Linked DNA regions of Homo sapiens: region 1 is linked to region 2. A link is an interaction called in ENCODE POLR2A ChIA-PET data of the cell type or tissue named here. Cell type or tissue: PC-3. All regions are shown on one strand. Each heading gives the region's core, and the rest is flanking DNA. Links, peaks and the distances in the headings are about the cores only.

Region 1 (10,472 bases), core at 4,079-8,078, 220 kb after region 2:
CTTGAGCCCAGGAGTTTGAGGCTGCAGTGAGCTACGATCATGCCACTGCACTCCAGCCTGGGCAACATAGCAAGACTTCCACCTTAAAAAAAAATGAATAAATAAAATAAAGGTCTTTATCCTTGTCTTCACGCTGTGTAGGCTGAGAAGGAAGAGGAAGAAGAGGGTTGGTCTTGCTGTCTCAAGGGTTGCAGGGGCAGAAGAGGTAGAGGAAGTGGGAGCGGTGACAGGAGAGGCAAGCACATTCTGTGTAACTTTCATTGAAAAAAATCTTGGCCAGGTGCAGTGGCTCACGCCTATAATCCCAGCACTTTGGGAGGCCGAGATGGGCGGATCACCTGAGGTCAGGAGTTCAAGACCAGCCTGGCCAACATGGTGAAACCCCATCTCCACTAAAAATATTAGCTGGGCATGGTGGCACGCCTGTAGTCCCAGCTACTCGGGAGGCTGAGGCAGGAGAATCACTTGAACCCAGGAGGCGGAGGTTGCAGTGAGCCGAGATCACGCCACTGCACTCCAGCCTGGAGATAGAGCGAGACTCTGTCTCAACACAAAAAAAAATCTTGTGAAAGAGGACCTGTGCAGTTAAAACTCCTGCTGTTTAAAGGTCAAGTGTATATGATGTTCTAGAAAAGGCAACCTATAAAGATAGTCAAAAGATCAGTGGTTGCCAAGGGTTCAGGGGAAGAAGAGAAGGGCTGAATAGGAGGAGCACAGGGAGGGTTTAGGGCAGTAAAATTATTCTATAGGTTACTGTAATAGTGGACACATATCATTATACATTTGTCCAAACCCATGGAACTGTATATCACAAATAATTAATCCTAATGTAAACTATGAGCTTTAGTTTAATAATCATGTACAGTATTATTGATTCATCAATTGTTAACAAATGTGCCACATTAATGCATGATGTTAATATAGGAAAATGTGGCGAAAGGGGGCACATAAGAACCCTCCAAATGGTCTCATTTTCTTTAAACCTAAAATTGCTCTAAAAAAAAATAAAATCTATTAGTTTAAAAAAAAATCCACTGAAAGGATTTTAATTTCCACATTGCAACTAACCTTTAAGAAACTAACACTTAATTGCTGGGCGTGGTGGCTCACACCCATAATCCCAGCACTTTGGATTGAGGCGGGTGGATCATCTGAGGTCTGGAGTTCAAGACCAGCCTGGCCAACATGGTGAAACCTTGCCTCTGCTTTAAAAAAGCATAAAATAAAATAAAATAAAAAGAAAGAAAGAAAGGAAAAAAAAGAAAAATTAGCCAGGAGTGGTGGCGCATTCCTGTAATCCAGCTACTTGGGAGGCTGAGGCACAAGAATCACTTGAACCATTGTACTCCAGCCAGGGTGATAGAGGGAAACCCTGTCCAAAAAAAAAAAAAAAAAAAAACAGAAATGTTTATTTTGGCTGGGAGTGGTGGCTCACACCAGTAATCCCAGCACTTTGGGAGGCTGAGGCAGGTGGACCACTTGAGGTCAGGAGTTCAAGACCAGCCTGGCCAACATGGCAAAACCCCATCTCTACTAAAAATACAAAATTTATCCGGGCGTGGTGGCACACACCTGTAGTCCCAGCTACTCGGGGGGCTGAGGCAGGAGAATCACTTGAACCTGGGAGGTGGAAGTTGCAGTGACCTGAGATCCTACCACTGTACTCCAGCCTAGGTGACAGAGCAAGACTTCATCTCAAAAAAAAAAAAAACTCCACTTGTCAAGTTTTGGTCTGGGATCAAAGCAGAATATCCATAATTATTTGAAAAGGCTGTTAAAATATTCCCTTTTACAACTACATATCTGTGTAGGGGCAGGTTTTTTTCATATATTTCAACCAAAGCAACATATTACAGCAGACTGAAGAAGCAGATATGAGACTCCAGCTGTCTTCTAAAGTCAAACAGAATCCAAAACAATCTCTCTCTTCTTATTAAACTTTTTTTTTTTTGCTACAGAAAATAGTTATTTTTCATTAAAAATGGTATTTATGTTAACATATAATGATTTATTGGTTTGGGGTTTTTTCATTTGTTTGTTTTTTGAGACAGGTCTCACTCTGTTGCTCAGGCCGGATCGCAGTGGTGTGACCACAGCTCACTGCAGCCTCGACCCCCGCCAAGCTCAGGTTTTCCTCCCACCTCAGCCTCCTGAGTAGTGGGACCACAGGGGCATGCCAAGACACCCGGCTAATTTTTTTTTTGAGACCGAGTCTCGCTCTGTCGCCCAGGCTGGAGCGCAGTGGCATGATCTCTGCTCACTGCCAAGCTCCACCTCCCGGGTTCACGCCATTCTCCTGCCTCAGCCTCCTGAGTAGCTGGGACTACAGGCGCCTGCCACCATGCCCGGCTAATTTTTTGTATTTTTAGTAGAGACAGAGTTTCACCGTGTTAGCCAGGATGGTCTCGATCTCATGACCTCATGATCCACCCGCCTTGGCCTCCCAAAGTGCTGTGATTACAGGCGTGAGCCACCGTGCCCGGCCGACACCTGGCTAATTTTAAAAATTTTTTTGTAGAGACGGGATTTTGCCATGTTGCCCAGGCTGGTCTCAAATTCCTGGGCTCAAGTGATTCTCCCACCTCGGCCTCCTAAAGTGCTGGGATTACAGGAATGAGCCACCATCGTGCCTGGCCCTATTGTTATTTTTAAACGAATAAATAAATAAGCATTTTTAAATGTCTCAGCTCTAATTTCTTATGCAGTAAGTATTGATAAATATAATCACACAAACAAAAGCTCTTTGGGGTCTTCGAATAAGGGTGTTCATGAGATGCAAAAGTTTGAGAATCACTGCCCTCAGCCCATGTGGTCTGCTTAAACTTTCATTTTTAGGCTACTTTCAGGACCATTTAACAAGTGATACACTTATAGCAACTACCTCTAATAGTTACAGAGAAGCTGCCAATATTCAGAAAGTGGCCATCAGAGGTCTGGGTGTATGCAAAAAGTATGTGTGTTAAGCATATCTTTATTCAAGCGTGAATTTGGAATTTGTTCAATTTTCATTCTCCCGTTATCTTCCTTTAAAATGAAACATTCCAAAGAATATAATAAAACATGAAGGTAAATAAAAAAACACTGCAAGTCAAATTTATGGTGTGGGAACATAAGGCTTGCTATTACAGCTTTTAATGGCAGATAGTTTACAATAAACATTGGGCTTAGCCTGGTAGAAAATAGTCACAGACAGGAGGTAATTACTTGTCCATCTCCAAGCATCAGAAACTAGGGAGTCCCTCCAGTTGAATAACGCAGATCTGCCAACTGTCCCTCATTTGGACTAACGCCTTTTTTGTTGTTTTAATTAAATTGGGGGGTAGCGGGGGAAGAACAGAAGATAAACCTCCCTCTGAATGCGCTAAAATTCCATGGATGGATAAATCCATGACCCATCCTTCTACACGGTCTTTATTAGTCTTGAGTAAATCACATAGACTCCCATAAATAGAGTCACTGAGGGAGCGGAATGTATATGTGCTGGAAAAGGCTGGGTGCCAGCAAATCTGAATGTTACAGTGAGAGTTCTAGAAACAGCGAGAGAAAAGCAGCTAGATCCCCATGCAGATAACCAGGATATAAATGGACCTTTCAATGAGCCTTGCATCACCACATATGAAGTAATAAATACACCCAAACAGAGATAAAAACAGGAAGAGCAAAATTATGCATAAATTCTGTCGTTAAGATATGTGGGCAGCATGGCCCAAAATAGAAACCAAGCAGCTTTCCAGAGACTTGAAGGTTTTAGATAAAATATAATCGCTGTAATTATCATTTAATCCTGTTCCCTCAAGCTTTTGTCAGAAACTGTTACCTACCTCTGGTTATTTGGGGACAGTGGAGCTTCTCACAGAAATATACTTGAAACTGATTGTCACAAGCACACAATCTAATTAAGTTTTTTACATGTAGAAAAACGAACTGTGGCAAAAATCAAGGTTATGTATGTGTAGGGAGAATAACTAAAATACAAATGACATGCATATTTTCTGTTCATCTCTTATATGCTTCACAAATAACTTACATTTATGTTTGCTTTATAAATACTTCCAATTAAAGGGTAAATTAGCATCAACTCTTAAATCATTATCTAAGCATTCACCTGTTATTATTAATACCTTAGATTAGTTCAAATCAAGGACTCTCACTCTATGTACTTATCCAAGGGTGTTTTCTTAAAATGAAGAATGTGGGTAAGAGTAATTTTGCTTTTTATTTGCAATATCATTTCATTGGCTAAGAGGTTGCCCCAGTGCTACAATGTAAGCTTCCGTCTCATTTTGCAGTGAATGAAAACATTTTTCCTTACATAGTTGTGTATAGCAGAACTAGTATCTATCCCATGGTGATGCTAGTAAGCCTGACTCACAACTTCAAAAAGAACTTTGAAATAAATTATATGGATCTTATGAACTGTAATAATCTTTAATTTCAACTTCATTATGAAAATTTATGGCTGGGAGTCGTGGAATCGTGCCTATACTTTGGGAGGCTGAGGTGGGTGGATCACTAGAGCCCAGGAGTTCGAAACCAGCCTGGGCAGCCTGGTGAAACCCTGTCTTAAAAAAAAAAAATACAAAAATTAGCCGGGTGTGGTGGTGCATGCCTGCAGTCTCAGCTACTCGGGAGCTGAGGTGGGAGGATCACCTGAGCTTGACTGGGAAGGTCAAGGCTGCAGAGAGCCATGATCGTGTCACTGTACTCCAGCCTGGGTGACAGAGTGAGACCCTGTCTCAAAAAAAAAAAAAAAAAATCACAAGTGCCTCACCCAAAATAAATAATAAAGTGGAAAGTGAGAAAATGAGTAACATTTAAAAGGGGAACAGAGGTGGGACTTCTGAATTACTTTTCCTTCTGGTACCAGTGTTGACTGTCATCAGTTTCACAATGTCTAAGGCAAGGTAAGGACAGGTTGAGTATCCCTTATCTGAAATGCTTGGGATCAGAAGTGTTTCGAATTTCAGATATTTTTCAGATTTGGGAATATTTCTGTATACAAAATGAGCTATCTTGAGAATAGAATTAAGTCTCAACACGAAATTCATTTATGTTTCATATACACCTTATTCACATACCCTGAAGGTAATTTTATTCAATATTTTTAATGATTCTGTTCATGGAACAATGTTTTGACTGAACCCATCACATGACGTCGAGTGTGGAACGTTCCCCTAGTGGTGTCATGCTGGCGCTCAAAAAGTTTCGGATTTTGGGCCGGGCGCGGTGGCTCACGCCTGTTATCCCAGCACTTTGGGAGGCCGAGGCGGGCGGATCACGAGGCCAGGAGATCAAGACCATCCTGGCTAACACGGTGAAAACTCATCTCTGCTAAAAATACAAAAAAATTAGCCGGGCGTGGTGGCGGGCTCCTGTAGTCCCAGCTACTGAAGAGGCTGAGGCAGGAGAATGGCGTGAACCTGGGAGGCAGAGCTTGCAGTGAACTGAGATCGTGCCACTGCCCTCCAGCCTGGGCGACAGAGCAAGACTCTGTCTCAAAAAAAGAAAAAAAAAAAAAGTTTCGGATTTTGAATTTTTGGATTAGGGATGCTCAACCTACATGATGGTATTAGGCCAACATTTTAGAAACCAGTAAAACTCGATATTGAATATGATGAAGTCATATTCCTTGGTGGTGTATGTCTGTAATCCCAGCTACTCGGGAGGCTGAAATGGGAGGATGGCTTGAGCCCAGGAGGTCAAGGCTATAGTGATCTGTGTGTCACTGCCCTTCAGCCTGGGCAACAGAGCGAGACCATCTGAAAAAAAAAAAAGTCTTGGACTTATCTAAAAGATGTATTCTGAAGCCTCACAAGCAGAATATAGCTCACGAGTGGGTTTTATTTGACTCTTACAGTGTTTTTCTAAAAATCAAACTAGTTGCCAACATTCACAAAACAGGGTTTTTCACAAAAACCAAAACAAACAAAAACCCAAATTTGCGACTTCTTTGAGAAATTGGAAGGACTGGACTTGCATTGCATCCTCCCCGCATAGCTAGGAGGAGCTTGGGCCAGAGCCCCCACCTAACCCACACTACTCACATGCATTACCTGCTCTGAACTCAGATATATCTGAGTGTGAGACCCTGTTAATGGGTCACTCTGGCTTAGGCTGTGCATCAATGAGACTCATCAGACTCAAGTGTTTGCTTCTTTGGGGCCCCTCCCTGTACCCTCTAATTAAACTCTATATTCAGTATAGGGTGTCAGGTCCCAGTTGGGTCTAAAATGGGAGGCATTTACAGCCATGGTCCCGGACCAGAATCACTTCAATGTTTTCACTGATCTGAAGATTTTCTTGGCAAGTAAGGGTTCAGAGAAGTTTGTTGAAGTTTGTGTCTAAGCTAGGTTAAGCGGAGGAATGTGTCTCAATTCAAAATGAGAGCAACTCTGGGGTTAAGCAAGAGAATGACCCATGATGAAGGTATTATGGAAATGTCCTCTGTGTGAGCTGGGTAGAGAAGAATATCCGGATTCCGGGCTTCACTCTGCCTCTAACAAGCTGTAAGATGAGTCACTGACCTCAGTTAGCCCCTGTCTCTTCACCTATAAAACAAAAGGGATGTTTCTGCATTTAGAGCCCAGCCCCTACGTTAGAATCACCTAGGGGACGTCTAAAAATGTTGATACTTAGACCCCTCCCTAGGCCAGTTGAATCTGATTCCTTGCAATGAGGGTCCAGGACACAGTTAACAAGATCTCCAAGGTCCCTTCCCATCCTCTAATTCTGTGGTCTCAGTGGCTTGGGAGCAGATGCCAGAATAGCCATTAACTCTGTTAATTTCTCCTGTATGTCAGATTGCCAGCAAAGAACATTCATTTCTCACACACACACACACACACAAACACACACACACACACACACATATAGAGGTGTGGTCATTGTTTTTCATTTTCTTTCTTTTTCTTTTTAATTTTTGAGACAATGTTTTACTCTGTTGTCCTGGCTGGAGTATAGTGGCGCAATCAGAGCTCACTGCAGCCTCACCCTCTCAGACTCAAGCTATCCTCCCGTCTCAGCCTCCCAAGTAGCTGGAACCATCTCTACTAAAAGTACAAAAATTAGCTGGGCATGGTAGCACACACCTGTAATCCCAGCTACTTGAGAGGCTGAGGCAGGAGAATTGCTTTAGCCTGGGAGGTAGAGGTTGCAGTGAGCTGAGATCGTGCCACTGCACTCCAGCCTGGGTGGCAAGACTCTGTCTCAAAAAAAAAAAAAAAAAGTGTTGGCCGGGCGTGGTGGCTCAAGCCTGTAATCCTAGCACTTTGGGAGGCCAGGACAGGTGGATTGCCCAAGCTCAGGAGTTCGAGACCAGCCTGGGCAACATGGTGAAACTCTGTCTCTACTAAAATACAAAAAATCAGCCGGGCATGGTAGCGGGTGCCTGTAATCCCAGCTACTTGGGAGGCTGAGGTAGAATTGCTTGAACCCAGGAGGCAGAGGTTGCAGTGAGCCAAGATCATGCCACTGCACTCCAACCTGGGTGACAGAGCAAGACTCTGTCTCCATTAAAAAAAAAAAAATGTTTTAATTAGCTGAGCAAGGTGGCATGCACCTGTAGTCCAGAGGCTGAGGCAGGAGGACTGCTTGATCCTAGGAGTCCCAGACCAGCCTGGGCAACCTAGCGAGACCCCATCTCTACAATAAATAAAAATAAAAATAAATCACTGGGTGTGGTGGTGCACAGGCCTGTAGTCCCAACTATTCAAGAGGCTAAGGTGGGAGGATGGCTTGAGCCCAGGAGTTCAAGGTTGACTGAGCCATGATTGCATCACAGTACTCTAGCCTGGGCAACAGAGTGAGGCTCTGATTCTAAAAATAAAAAATATTCATTACATGTTGAAACGACAATGTTTCAATTTAGTGGGTTTAGTAAAATATGTTATTAAAATGAATTTCACCCATTTCCTTTTACTTTTCTGAATATTATTCCTAGGAAATTTGAAATTACTTATATGACTCATATTTCTATTAGATAGTGCTAAAAGGTGTCCACTTTCTGAACCTCTTTTTTTTTTTTTTGAGACAGAGTCTTGCTCTGTCACCCAGGCTGGAGTGCAGTGGTGTAATCTCGGCTCACCGTGAGCTCTGCTTCCTGGGTGATTCAAGTGATTCTCATGCCTTCCAAGTAGCTGGAATTACAGGCGAGCACCACCCCATGCCCAGCTAATTTTTGTACTTTTGGTAGATACAGGGTGTCGCCATGTTGGCCAGGCTGGCCTTGAATTCCCGACTTCAAGTGATCTGCCTGCCTTGGCCTCCCAAAGTGCTGGGGTTACAGGCATAAGCCTCTGTGCCTGGCCTCTGAACCTTTAATTGAAGACTGTAGTTTGTTGTTCGCTTGTTTGTTTGTTTTTTTAGACAGCTTCTCATAATGAACTAAGTTGAAGGTCTGAAAAACATCCAATTGCCAGTCTTTACTGCACAGGGCACTGACTGTAACTATACAACCCTGATGGTTGGGGAAACAAATGTGGTACTTTCTGTGAATATGACAATTTTGTACACTGAAATATGGTCCATGGGAGAATCCTAGTGGAACGCTATGACTGGGAATAAGGTGGAGGTTCCTGGTCAGTTCCCCCTGCTTTCTATCTCACATTAGAGGTAGAATTTCAATGTATGTGCCACACCAGTTCTGCCCTCATGCAGTAAACATACGAGTGGTAAACCATGAACCAAAATAGTGAGTGCATTTAAAAGAGACATTTAAACGTCCAGTCCCATTCACTGCAACTTTGTTTTACTTTTGCTTTCTTTCTTGCTCTGTCACCCAGGCTGGAGTGTGTGGCACCATCTCGGCTTACTGCAACCTCCTGGGCTCAAGTGATTGTCCTGCCTCTGCCTCCCAAGTAGCTGGGATTACAGGCATGCACCACCATTCCCAGCTAATTTCTGTATTTTTAGTAGAGACAGGGTTTCGCCATGTTGGCCAGGCTGGTCTTGAATCCTGACCTCAAGTGATCCGCCCGCCTTGACCTCCCAAAGTCCTGGGATTACAGGCATGAGCCACTGTGCCTGGCCGCAACTTTGTTTTTCATCACTGGTCTCTCCCAGGCTTCAAAGCAGTTGTTGCTGTAGTCTTGTGGCATTTCTAGCCAAAAGGTCTGAGACTAGCAGTTATCGGCCCTCATCCTGCCTTATCATATAGCCACAATAGTGGGCAGGGAAGGGAAAACATGTAAGGCTGGGCGCTTGGAAGTAGGGCCAGCTTAAAGTACAGAAAAAGTGGGCAACCATCCAGAAAATGTGCACTCGGGTGTAGGAGCCTCCAACATACTATGAAGCTCTCCTGCTGAGCTGGCAAAAGCTCTTTTAGCTTGAGGCTTCCAGGTACATGTGCCCAGGTGTACCCTGTATGAGCCATTTATACCGTAGTGCGAATACTTTTCAGATCAATTTGATTCAATAAATATTGATTATGCATAGCTGCCCTAAGCAGATTTTGAAAAGGCTGTTGGGAGCTTCCTTCCAGACAGGGAGGGAAAGGGCGCAGACAGGAAGGCTGGGAGAGTTGACAACAAACGTCATCTAGCTCAAGGTCTAGCCAGTGTTTGGTGCTGCTGAGAAATGCTTCCTCTCAGAGGGAACTGACGCGCCAGCACCCACCACTGAATGGGGCCTCCAGCAATTCTTGGAGGCCTTTCACCATCCCTCACCGTGAGAACCTTCCTTTTCCTCTCCTTCATCTCCCCTGTGCCCCCACCACCACCCAGGCCCACATCTACCTCTATCGTAGAGCTTACTCTATGGCCTTGTTTACTTTCCTACCTCCCCGCTAGCACAAAGACCGAATATTATTCCTCTGTGAATCCGCAGAACCTCGAACAGTACTTAGCACTTAAGTGCTTGATCAGCGTTTGATGAATGAATACATGATTTTGCCTTCCCACCTCATGCAGCACGAGGAGGGGGATGCTAAGAGAGCCTAGCATCCCCACCACCATGGCATTTGGGGTGAAGGAGGTTGCAAACACCTGCATCAAACTGTGCCAGCATTTTTCAACGCTGGACACAACATTTTGAAACAAAGGTGAAGGGGAAGAGGCATAGGACAGGTCAGGGCATGCGGTATTACCACCCATGTGCACACATACCCATTCATATGCTGCCAAAATGTTGCTCTACCCTTTCCCAAGCACCCCTGTTACTGTTTAACCCAACCTCAGTAGCCTTCTAAGAGAAAGACCATTATAATGACTTGATCTGCATTAAAATAAAAAACAAAGTATGTCAAAACTTTTTCCCACAATCATAGGGCTATCACACTTTTTAACAAACTAAACCTCCACCATATCCCAGCGTTCGATATACTGCAAGTAAGTGCCTGGCACTCAGAAAGCTCAAGGTTCCAGCAACAGTTGTGTGGCCTTGGATAAGGAACACAGGGAGACTCTTTGTCCTCTTGTTTCTTCAGTGTATTAAAGGGAGATAGTGGTATATTCAAAGGGCATGAAAAAAGCTTAACA
Region 2 (10,472 bases), core at 3,679-7,678:
AGTTTCCTTATCTGTGAAATTGTTATCATAATGCTCTATGTGGTTGTGAGAAACAAATGTAGTAACATTCACAAAATATACGACGACATCTGGCACAAAGTAAGCACATACTAAACAAATGGAATCTTCATCTATCATATTCATGATCAACAACAAGTTCCTTTTACTGAAAGATGTCATTCCTCTTCCTACATAGACTTTCTGGATGCCTACCAGAAAGAACTTCTCTCTTCTGTGCTTCTTCAGCACGTTATTCATACAACAGTCCCGCCTTATCTGCAGGATGTGCACTATGTTTTTTCCTCACCTTACGACAGGGTTATGTCTTGATAAACCCATTGTAAGTAGAAGATATCATAAGCTGAAAATACATATAATACAACTAACCTACAGAACATATAGCTTAACCTACTCTACCTTAAATGTACTCATAATACTGACATTAGCCTACAGTTGGGCAAAATCACCTAACACAAATTTTTTAAAACTATAACACTATCTTCTAATAAAGTGTTGACTGTTTCATGTAATTCACTAAAGACTGTACTGAGAGTGAAAGAATATGGTTGTATGGGTACTCAAAGTACAGTTTCTACTATACATGCATCACTTTCACACAATCATAGTTGGAAGATCATTTAAATTCAACCATCCTAAGTCAGGAACCATTTATACATACATAGCTATAATAAAGTTTAATTTATGAATATTTGACTGATCCATGGATTCCTGGATCAGTCTATATGCAGCCAAAAGTGAGATCCACATGTATCCCCCTCAACATACAGTTTCAACAGATAATACCAGAGATAAATAAACAAATTAACTAAATAAATCATTTTCCTAAGACTCTAAAAGCTAGAACAGCCTCTGCCTTCTTCATATTAACCTACACCTCAGGGAAGCCACAGCTTCTCAAGTATGAGCTAGGGTTTTCAGGAACAGTACCAGATTTTATTTGCAAAGACACAAATGAAAGAAAAGGTCACTTAGAGAAATCTAAAGAGTTCAATGTAACTAGAACACAGAAAGTATGGGTAAGAAGCAGGATATGAAACTAGAAAAGTAGGCTGAGGCATAATCATAAAAAGCATAATCACAAAAGGCATAAATATTATTCATGATGATCAATTTGAACTTTATGCTATAAATGTAGGGAAGAAAATGATGGGCATTATGCAAAGGAGTGGCATGATCTGACAGGTGTTTTCAAAAGATAACCTTGGCAACTATATATTTAAGTCAATGGTGTGGACCATGGCCTAAAAGTAAAGAGATCACTGCCATAAGCTCAGAGGAAAGGAAAGCCTAAATAAATGCACTAACATTGAGACTATGAAGAAAAGGGTAGGCTTGTGAAATATTTAGGACACAGAATTGCAAAGACTGTACTCATTTGAAAGAGTCATTTTAATCGCTGCCATCAATTTATTTTTCCTTTCTTCCTTAAATCCACTCCCATAAGACTTTTGTCCCTATCATTCCAGATAATCCACAATTACCAAAATCTCTTATAAAGTCCATTGTTAAGTCCAACAGTCAGTTCTCAGTTTTATTTTTTGATTTATCAACATTTGATGCAGTTAATGTTTCTTTCTTGAAGTCTTCTCTTCACTTGATATCCAAGATGTCACACTTGCCTGGTTTTGCTCCTGTCTCTAGGGCTCCTTCTGTCTCCTTGGCTTATTGTTTCTCATCTCCCCAGTCTCTACATGATAGACTGCCCCAGGGCTCACTTTTTAATCTGTATTATTTGCCATATATATTCCATTGGTTAGCTCAAATAGACTCATGGTTTTATGTTTTATCATGCTGATGGTTCCCAAATTTATATCTCTAACCTGGACCTCATCCATGAAGTTCATATTTATGGAGTTGCCTACCCTATATTTCCACTTTCTTTCTTTTTTTTTTTTTTTTCTTGAAACAGGGTCTTGCTCTGTTGCCCAGGCTGAAGTGCTGGGGCATGATCACGGCTCACTGAAGCCTCAATTTTCCAGGCTCAAGAGATCTATCCACCTCAGCCTCCTGAGTAGGCGTGCACCACCAGGCCTGGCTAATTTTTATTTTGGAGGTTATGCTTAAGGCCCCTTTAAGATGGGGTCTTGTTATGTTACACAGGCTGGTCTCAAACTCCTGGGCTGAAGTGGTCCACACAACTCAGCCTCCCCAAGTGCTAGGATTACATGTGTGAGCCACTGTGCCCAGCCTCATTTCCACTTTTATATCACACAGGTATCTCAAAATTTAACATGTCCTAATAGTCCTCCAGGAACCTGCTCCTCTCACAGTCTTCCTCATCTCTGTAAACAGCAACTCCTTTCTTTTGGTTGTATAAGCCAAAAACCGTGGAGTCATCCTTAAGTCCTCTTTTTCTCTCCCACTGCACATACAATCCAACAGTAAATGCTGTCAGCTATTCATGATATACCCAAACTACTTCTCACCCTCTGCTACCACCACCCTGAGTCCCAGCCACCCTCATGACTAACCTGGTTTCTCTGCTTCCATCCCAGCCCAGCTTCAATCTATTCTCAATACTGCAACCAGAATGGTTCTGTTAAAACACAAAATAGATCATTAAACTCTTCTCCTCAAAACCCTCCAAAGGTTTCTCATTGTAAGTAAAAGTCAAAGTCTTTAGATCAAAGCTCTACATTACCTGGCCCCTATTACCTCTCTGACCTCATCTCCTACCACTCTTGCTCTCTGACTTTTCTGAAGCATGCTGGCTCTCCTCATTGTACTTTAAACACTCTAAGAATATACTCATATCAAGGCCTCTGCCTGAAATACTTCTCTCCCAGATGTCCGCATGGCTTGTCCTGCATCTCCTTTGGGTAGATACATAACTGTCCCCCCAATCATGCCTTCCCTCATCACTCTAAAATGGTACCCCACCACCACCATATTCACACAGATACACATTTTTTACTTCTTCCTTGCTTTATTTTTCTACCTAGTACTTATCACTAATATATTCTATGTTTTACCTATTCATCTTAATTCTGGTCATCTTCACCCACTAGAATATAAATTCCATGAGGACAAATAATTTTATATTCAATGCTTTATTAGCCATGCCTAGAATAGTATCTGACACATAGAAGGTACTCAAAAAATAGCTGTTGAATTAATTAATTTGCATAAGTAAAACAAGAGAAAGAAGGGAATTCTGGATGCCTCAGAATTCTTTGGGAATTTGGGAATTTCACTTGCTTGATTATAATACCATTAAGAGAACAGAAGATGGAGGGTTGGGAAGGAGAAATAATATTCCGTTTTACTAAGGGCTAAATTTAAAATCTGACTTACTCTCCTTATCTTTTATTTTAGGTTTAGATGTACCTGTGAGGTTTGCTACACAGGTAAACTTGTATCACAGGGGTTTCCTGTACAGATTATTTCATCATGCAGGAACCAAGGCTAGTACTCAATAGTTATTTTTTCTGATCCTCTCCCTCCTCCCACCCTTCACCCTCAAGTAGGCCCTAGTGTCTGTCTGTTGTTCCCCTCTTTGTCTCCATGTGTACTCATCATTTATTTCCCATTTATAAGAGAGAACATGTAGTACTTGGTTTTCTGTTCCTGCATCAGTTTGCTGAGGATAATGGCCTCCAGCTCCAACGGAGCAAAATATAGAGCCCAGAAATAAGGCCGCACACATACAACCATCTGATCTTCAACAAAGCTTACAAAAACAAGCAATGGTGAAAGGACTCCCTATTCAACAAATGGTACTGGGATAACTGGCTAGCCGTATGAAGAAGACTGAAACTGGATCCCTTCCTTACACCATATACAAAAATCAAATCAAGATGGATTAAAGACTTAAATGTATAACTACCCTACTTAGCACCTCATTAATTCCAGGTCTAGAGCTAGATGGAGGGAAACATGAACAGTCAGAAGTGAAATTGTCTAACCCTTTTTGTTTTTCCAAAAAACAAATAAGGTGTTCTCAAACTGGAGTTCTGCAATAATTCTCAATACTCAACCCAAATATTTATGTTTTACTTGATGGAGTTCAGGACATGATACCTCAAAATATGGTACCTTGGCATTTAACAGAACAGAAGCAGAAAGATCACTCTCATCCTCCCCTCACACTTCTTCCTAAAGCAGACTCCTAAAACCTAGAAAGGATTTTTTAATCTTCTCCTAAAGCAGGTCATAAGACCCTCATTCAAGAGGTGTCCTACCTATACCTGGGGTAAAGAAACGCCTTTATCTCTGAAGACAGAGGGATACAGAAAAGAATCCTGATAAAAAGTCTTGCTAAGGACTCCCACACCCCAACCCCAGTTTACTACCATAAAATTCCACTTTTTTATCCAATCACACTTCTTCACAGCTATCCACTTATTCATCAAATCTAACATTAAAAATACACAGATTTACCCGTTTCTTCAGGTCTTCATTTCCTTATGAAGGCTTCAGTTGCCACATAAAATTCATTAAGTAAATTTGTATGCTTTTTTTATTGTTAACAAATCTGTCTTTTGTTTTAGGGGTCTCCGTCATGAACCTAGTGATGAATGAAGAAAAGATATTTTTCTTCCTCTACATACTTTTAAATCCATTATTCTACTAGGGAGCCCCTATTCATTTATTTGTATATAAATTGGAAAAGTCTGTCTATATAACAACTGCCTTTTTGAAATACCCACTTGGATGTCTCAAATATACCTCAAACTCAAAGTATCGAAACATGAAATTCTAAACTTCCTTTCATCCCTTCAAACCTGATACTCTCCAACAGAGCTCCCCATCTCAATGAATTCATCATCAAATATTACTGATTTTCTCTCCTAAATGTCTCTTGAATCCATCCACTTGTCTCCATCTCCAACCTGCATCCACTCCTATATCCATTCTCTTCTCAACATATATCCACAAATAACTGAGTAATCATTTAGAAATGCAAATCTAACAGTTACCTCACTTTATACTTAGAATGTTTAAATGTTCTCCCGTCAGAAGATATAAAATTGAACACGATCTATAAGGTTCTACTTTTCCAGCTTCATTTCTAATTGGATCTACTTTTGTTTTTCTAATATTGGCTTTCTTTCAGTTTCTGATCTCTACCTTCAGATGTCTAAAGCAGACACCTGAAAAACAACTACTGTATACCTAAGGAGTGGGGATAAAACAGTTTTCACCTAAAATCCCTGCCTTCGTATATGAAGATATAAAAATTTCAAAAGATATTAGTAATAGGCTATTTTTATGTCACATGGTTCACAAGAAACCTCTTACTCCCTATATAGAGAGACAGCTACTGATAGACTAAAAATCAGATCTCCCCCTCTCCATTTCACTTCCAAGAAAAAAACACAACCTCTTTCTGTTTTGACTGATAAGTAAATTCAAATATATAGACACTCACTGGAAAATCAAAGTAATACAAAGTCAAATAATCATATATTATGTAAATATTCCTCAAATTTGTTTTTTCAAATAAATTATACTTTATTCATCCCATTATGCCTAAATAATATTTTGTCTTTACTGGTTATGCATAAATGTTTTTTAAAGTACTTAGCATAATACCATGCACTTGTGGGTACTTAATCTGTACTATATTACTTGATTATAATAATAATGGCAATGAAACTAGAAATTTGAGATTAAAATATGTTAAAGAATTTATTAAAGGCCGGGTGTGGTGGCTCCCAGCACTTTGGGAGGCCAAGGCAGGTGGATCACCTGAGGTCAGAAGTTCGAGACCAGCCTGGCCAACACGGTGAAACCCTGTCTCTACTAAAAATACAAAAATTAGCCAAGCATTGTGGTGGGCGCCTGTAATCTCAGCTACTCGGGAGGCTGCAGCAGGAGAATCACTTGAATCCGGGAGGTGGAGGATGCAGTGACCGAGATGGCGCCACTGCACTCCAGCCTGGGCAACAAGAGTGAAACTCCATCTCAAAAAAAAAAAAAAAAAAAAAAAAGAGCTGGGTGTGGTGGCACGCACCTGTAGTCCCAGCTACTTAGAAGGCTGAGGCAGGAGAATCGCTTAAACCCAGGAGGCGGAGGTTGCAGTGAGCCGAGATCGCACCACTGCACTCCAGCCTGGGCAACAGAGTGAGACTCTGTCTCAAAAAAAAAAAGAATTTAATAAAGATAACAGTATGACCTTTGTATATGCAATATACAAAATTTAACAACAATATTCCTTTCCCTAAACTTATCATTAGTAAAGTTCTTGAGTGTTACATTTTGTATTTTTCTCCCAAGGAACTAGGAAAAGTGAATACAATGATTAAGTAGTTGGATAATGAGAATCATTATGACCAAATAGAATATAGAAATATTTAATCAAAGAATAAAGAGAGAAGCCAGGCATGATGGTGTGTGCCTACAGTCCCAGCTACTTGGAAGGCTAATGTGGGAAGATCACTTGAGCCCAGGAGTTCAAGACCAGCCTAGGCAATATAGTGAGACACCCATCTCTACTTTTTAAAAATAATTTTTTTAAATAAAAAGAATATGGAAAGAACTGAATAAAAGAACCCAGAAAAGACTCATATGCAAATATAACAGATTCTTAGTACATGAGAAAGCTGGGATGATAAATCACTGGATGTAAGAAAAGGGTATTCAACAACAAATATGGTGGGGAAAATTGGCTTTCTCCACATGAGAAAAAAAGATTAGACCCTTTTCTCATACCATAATCCCCTTACCAAAACAATAAGAAAAAAGGAAAAAAATCCAAATGTATTAAAAATATCGAAGTGAAAAACAAAACTTCAAAACTATTTCAAATATAGAAGAATATATTTGTAGTCTCTGAGTAAAGAAAGATTCCTGAAATAACACGTAGTATAAAAAAGAATGATAGATTTGAATAAATTGAAATTTTAAACTTCTATTTAACAGAAGTTTGGAGTTTCCGTCCTAAAACCAAAGGGAACGTTTTAAGACAGTGTACAGACTGACAGAAGATACCTGTTATAAATGTCACAGGCTAAGGATCAATCTAAAACATGGGTCTGCAAACTTTTTCTATAAAGAAAGTAAATATTTTAGGCTTTGCAGAGCATATGCTCCCTGTCACGACTACTCAACTCTGCCATTGTGGTGCAAAAGCAGGCACAGACAATATGTAAATAAATGAGTGCGTCTGTATCTCACTAAAACTATTCAAGAACACTGAGATTTGAATTTTTTGTAATGTTGATAGGTTGCAACATTTTATTCTCCTTTAATTTTTTTTCGGAATGATTGGAAAATAAATGGGAAAACCATCCTTAGCTCACAGGCCACACAGGCTGGATTTGGCCCATGGGCTACAGTTTGCTGAACCTGCCCAGAATCCATAAAGAATTCCTATAAATCAATAAGAAAAAGACAAATAATCCAACAGAAAAATGCATAAAGGATATAAAGAGGTTATTAACAAATGAGGAACTCTAAAGGCCTATAAAACATATGAAAAGATGTTCAACCTCACTATAAATTAAGGAAACAAATTAAATCACTAGGACATTACCTTTCTCCTACCAGACTGAGAAAAAGGAAGAAATCTGACCATATGACTACTGGATAGGAAAAAGAAAAAACTCTCAGACACTTCTAAGAATATAAATTGGTAAAGTGACAAAGTAATGAAATCATGTAGTAAAAGTGATAATGCAAATAACCTACATTTGCAAGTCCATTTCTAGGTATAGTTCCTAGAAAAACTAATGTGTGGGTAAGGATATTCACTGGAACATTATTTATGATCACACACACAAAAAAGACCAGAAAATTCAAATTCATATTAGGAGGGAAATGGATGGAAGAAATGGGCTCATAAAATAGAATACTATACAATACATAAAAGAAACATACTGTACAATACATAAAAGAAACAAACTAAGTTTCTAACAAGAGCAAAAAAGCAAGTTGCAGAATGACATAGAGGAAATGATACCACCTATTATATTTTAAAACACACAATACTAAACAAAAATCGTTCATGGATACATTTATACTGATAATCTTCATCTCTGATAAAGGAGATTCAAACATTAATCTTTTAAAATCAAATTCTAAATCTGTCTGGTCTATATATTATCTATATCTGTGTGCATCTGTGTTAGGATACAGTTACAGCAAAGAGAACCAGTAAAAAACCAAGCCATGTTTTATTTGGAGAACTAATGGAATGCACATATTAGAAAAATCAGATGAACATTTAAGAAAATTCATTCTTAACGCAAAATAGAGAATGAACTAAAGGGTACTGAGATTGGAGACACAATAATTTAAGTGACATGAGATTCTGAAGAAATGAGAATGAAGAAGTAAAGAGAAGACAAAGTTCAGAAATACACAGAAGTTTTAATCAACTGGGCTTGATGACTGATAGATGTTGGCAGCCATTTTGGGGAGTACAGAAAACTTAATATATTTTTCCAACTGCTTCCTGTATATACCTGCTATGGGCTTTTAAATTGCTTTCAGAACTGTACATCTGCATTAGCTGATGATGATAATGGCCATCAGCTACATCTAAATGATTGAAAAGGGATTTTAGAAAACAAAACATCAGTTAAAGCAATTTTGAAAGATGTAGCAGAAAAGTTTTCTCTGCTTTGCAGTTTCTGCCAGAATATACATATAATGTATGCTTCTGAGGGCTAAAGATACTGTTGAATGCTAATACAGCTTAATCTTCAATTACTAGAGGAAAAGATGATGAAAGAGTTCAAAGTACATGAGTACAAGTCCCGACTCCACCATTTACTATATGACTTTGGTCAAGTCACTTAACTTCTTGCTCTCTGCCTCAGTTTTTTCATCTGTTAAATGAGTAAAATGATAGAATTTATTCCACAAGGTTGTGAAAATTAAATCAGCATCATTATGTATGGGTTTATATATGTATGTATATGGGTTTATAATTATGTATGGGTTTATATGCGTATATGTGTGTGTGAATACTAATCAAACATGTTTGTGATTATTATCTGTACATCAATTACTGAGAACCCATTAAGTGATGGGGCATTATACTATGTGCTAGAGAAGTGGCAATAACATATTTACACTTTTGCCCTCTTAAAGTACATAGACTTTACAATGTGAGAGACAAGATACGTGAATGTATGTGCTGTCTTCAATCTACTTAACTAATTAATTGCTGAAGCTATTTCTCAATCTAACCAAGCCTATCAACAATTTTCATGTCATGTAATCTTTCAACAATTGCTAAAAATCAATTGAAATAGGTTATGGTTATACAAAGAAAAGTCTTTTCTAAAATACAAATAGTTTTATGAACAGGTCTTCAATAGAAAAAAATAAAATACAGATCTATGGATGTTGTTACTTTGTAAACTATATTTTCATTTTTATCTCTAAGTTTTCCAGTTACTCTATGTCTTCCATCCTTAATGTAGGCTAGTCTAGAAGATTAAAAAATATATAAAACTCCCAGAAACTTAGCTCTCAATTCCACCTCCCCATTCCAAGAATGTAACAAATTCTTCACTGTTAATTTCTTCTACCCTTAACCACACTGTGAATCTGAACGATTCATAAACAATACCCTCAGAAACTACTTAGGTCTTAAAATTACAAAGACAATGATGGCTAAATAAATACTAACAAGAGTTTTTTATTGCTTAGTTGAAAATGAATGTAAAGCCTTTTGTTTTCATGCTGTAATCGAGTATTTTTTAATACAATGTTTATTGTCAAAAACAGCTTATACAACAGTCATTCCCTCATCATCTTACTTTTTAACACTCTTTCAACAAAAGATATCTTAAATGCATCCAGCTCTCTATTGCAAATTTACAGTAGTAATCCTTGCCAGCCATTTTGTTTTCAGCTTGTAACACTTGCAGCCAGCTGCCTTCAGCCTGACTCTATTAGCATATTGGATAATTTAGAAAATAAGCACAGAACAGAAACTACAAAATATAGTTGACTTTTATCAGGACATATCTATATATATTTTCTTTAATATGCTTTATTTTATGATGCTTTACTTCCTTTCAATATTATTCATTCTTTTAATGTAAATGCTCATTCCTGCTCACAGTAACTTTCCCTCCCCCAGATCCTATAACTGAATTTGACCTATTACCATTTAAATATAAGAATTTTCAAATTTTAGTAGAATAAACTACAGGCATATTTTAAATATTTTCTGTAAACGCACAGAAGGGTTGAATATTTGGTACTATAATTTGCAACTATATTCCAGCAGACTATCTAGCCAAGAATAATAAATACGTAAAAGCTAACATACATTATTCTCACATCTCAAGGGTATTTCTAATAGCTAGCAGACAGCAAACAATTTTCCACCTGTTCTGACTTGCAGCATCCTGCTGTTTGCGTGTCAATAACAATGTGCCCTCACCAAGCATCACTAAAGTCTTAGATGACAAATTATCTAATGCAATTTTAATATGATGGGAAAGGGTGGGACCAAAGAGTTACTATGAGTGTCCTGCTCTTCAGAGCTC

What was found. Peaks named below come from ENCODE experiments on the same cell type or tissue, not always from the same donor. Only the 100,000 strongest peaks of a DNase experiment are listed, where the experiment ranks them.
Region 1: POLR2A ChIA-PET joins it to region 2 with 6 read pairs; 2 of 35 experiments call an interaction of 5 or more read pairs at or near these places.

What each region holds. Positions count from the first base shown.
Region 1 is chr17:62,820,986-62,831,457 of GRCh38, reverse strand. The region is part of intron 1 of MARCHF10-DT (MARCHF10 divergent transcript); the gene reads right to left. Among named protein-coding and RNA genes, the nearest start is that of MARCHF10-DT, 18 kb to the right of the region's middle. RefSeq lists an enhancer at 5,577-6,313. In PC-3, for the core only: no CTCF peak of the experiment used is centred there; a DNase peak (open chromatin) is centred at 6,487; H3K27ac peaks cover 1,169 bases.
Region 2 is chr17:63,041,808-63,052,279 of GRCh38, reverse strand. The region is part of intron 2 of TANC2 (tetratricopeptide repeat, ankyrin repeat and coiled-coil containing 2); the gene reads right to left. Among named protein-coding and RNA genes, the nearest start is that of TANC2, 81 kb to the right of the region's middle. RefSeq lists an enhancer at 6,823-7,324. In PC-3, for the core only: no CTCF peak of the experiment used is centred there; no DNase peak of the experiment used is centred there.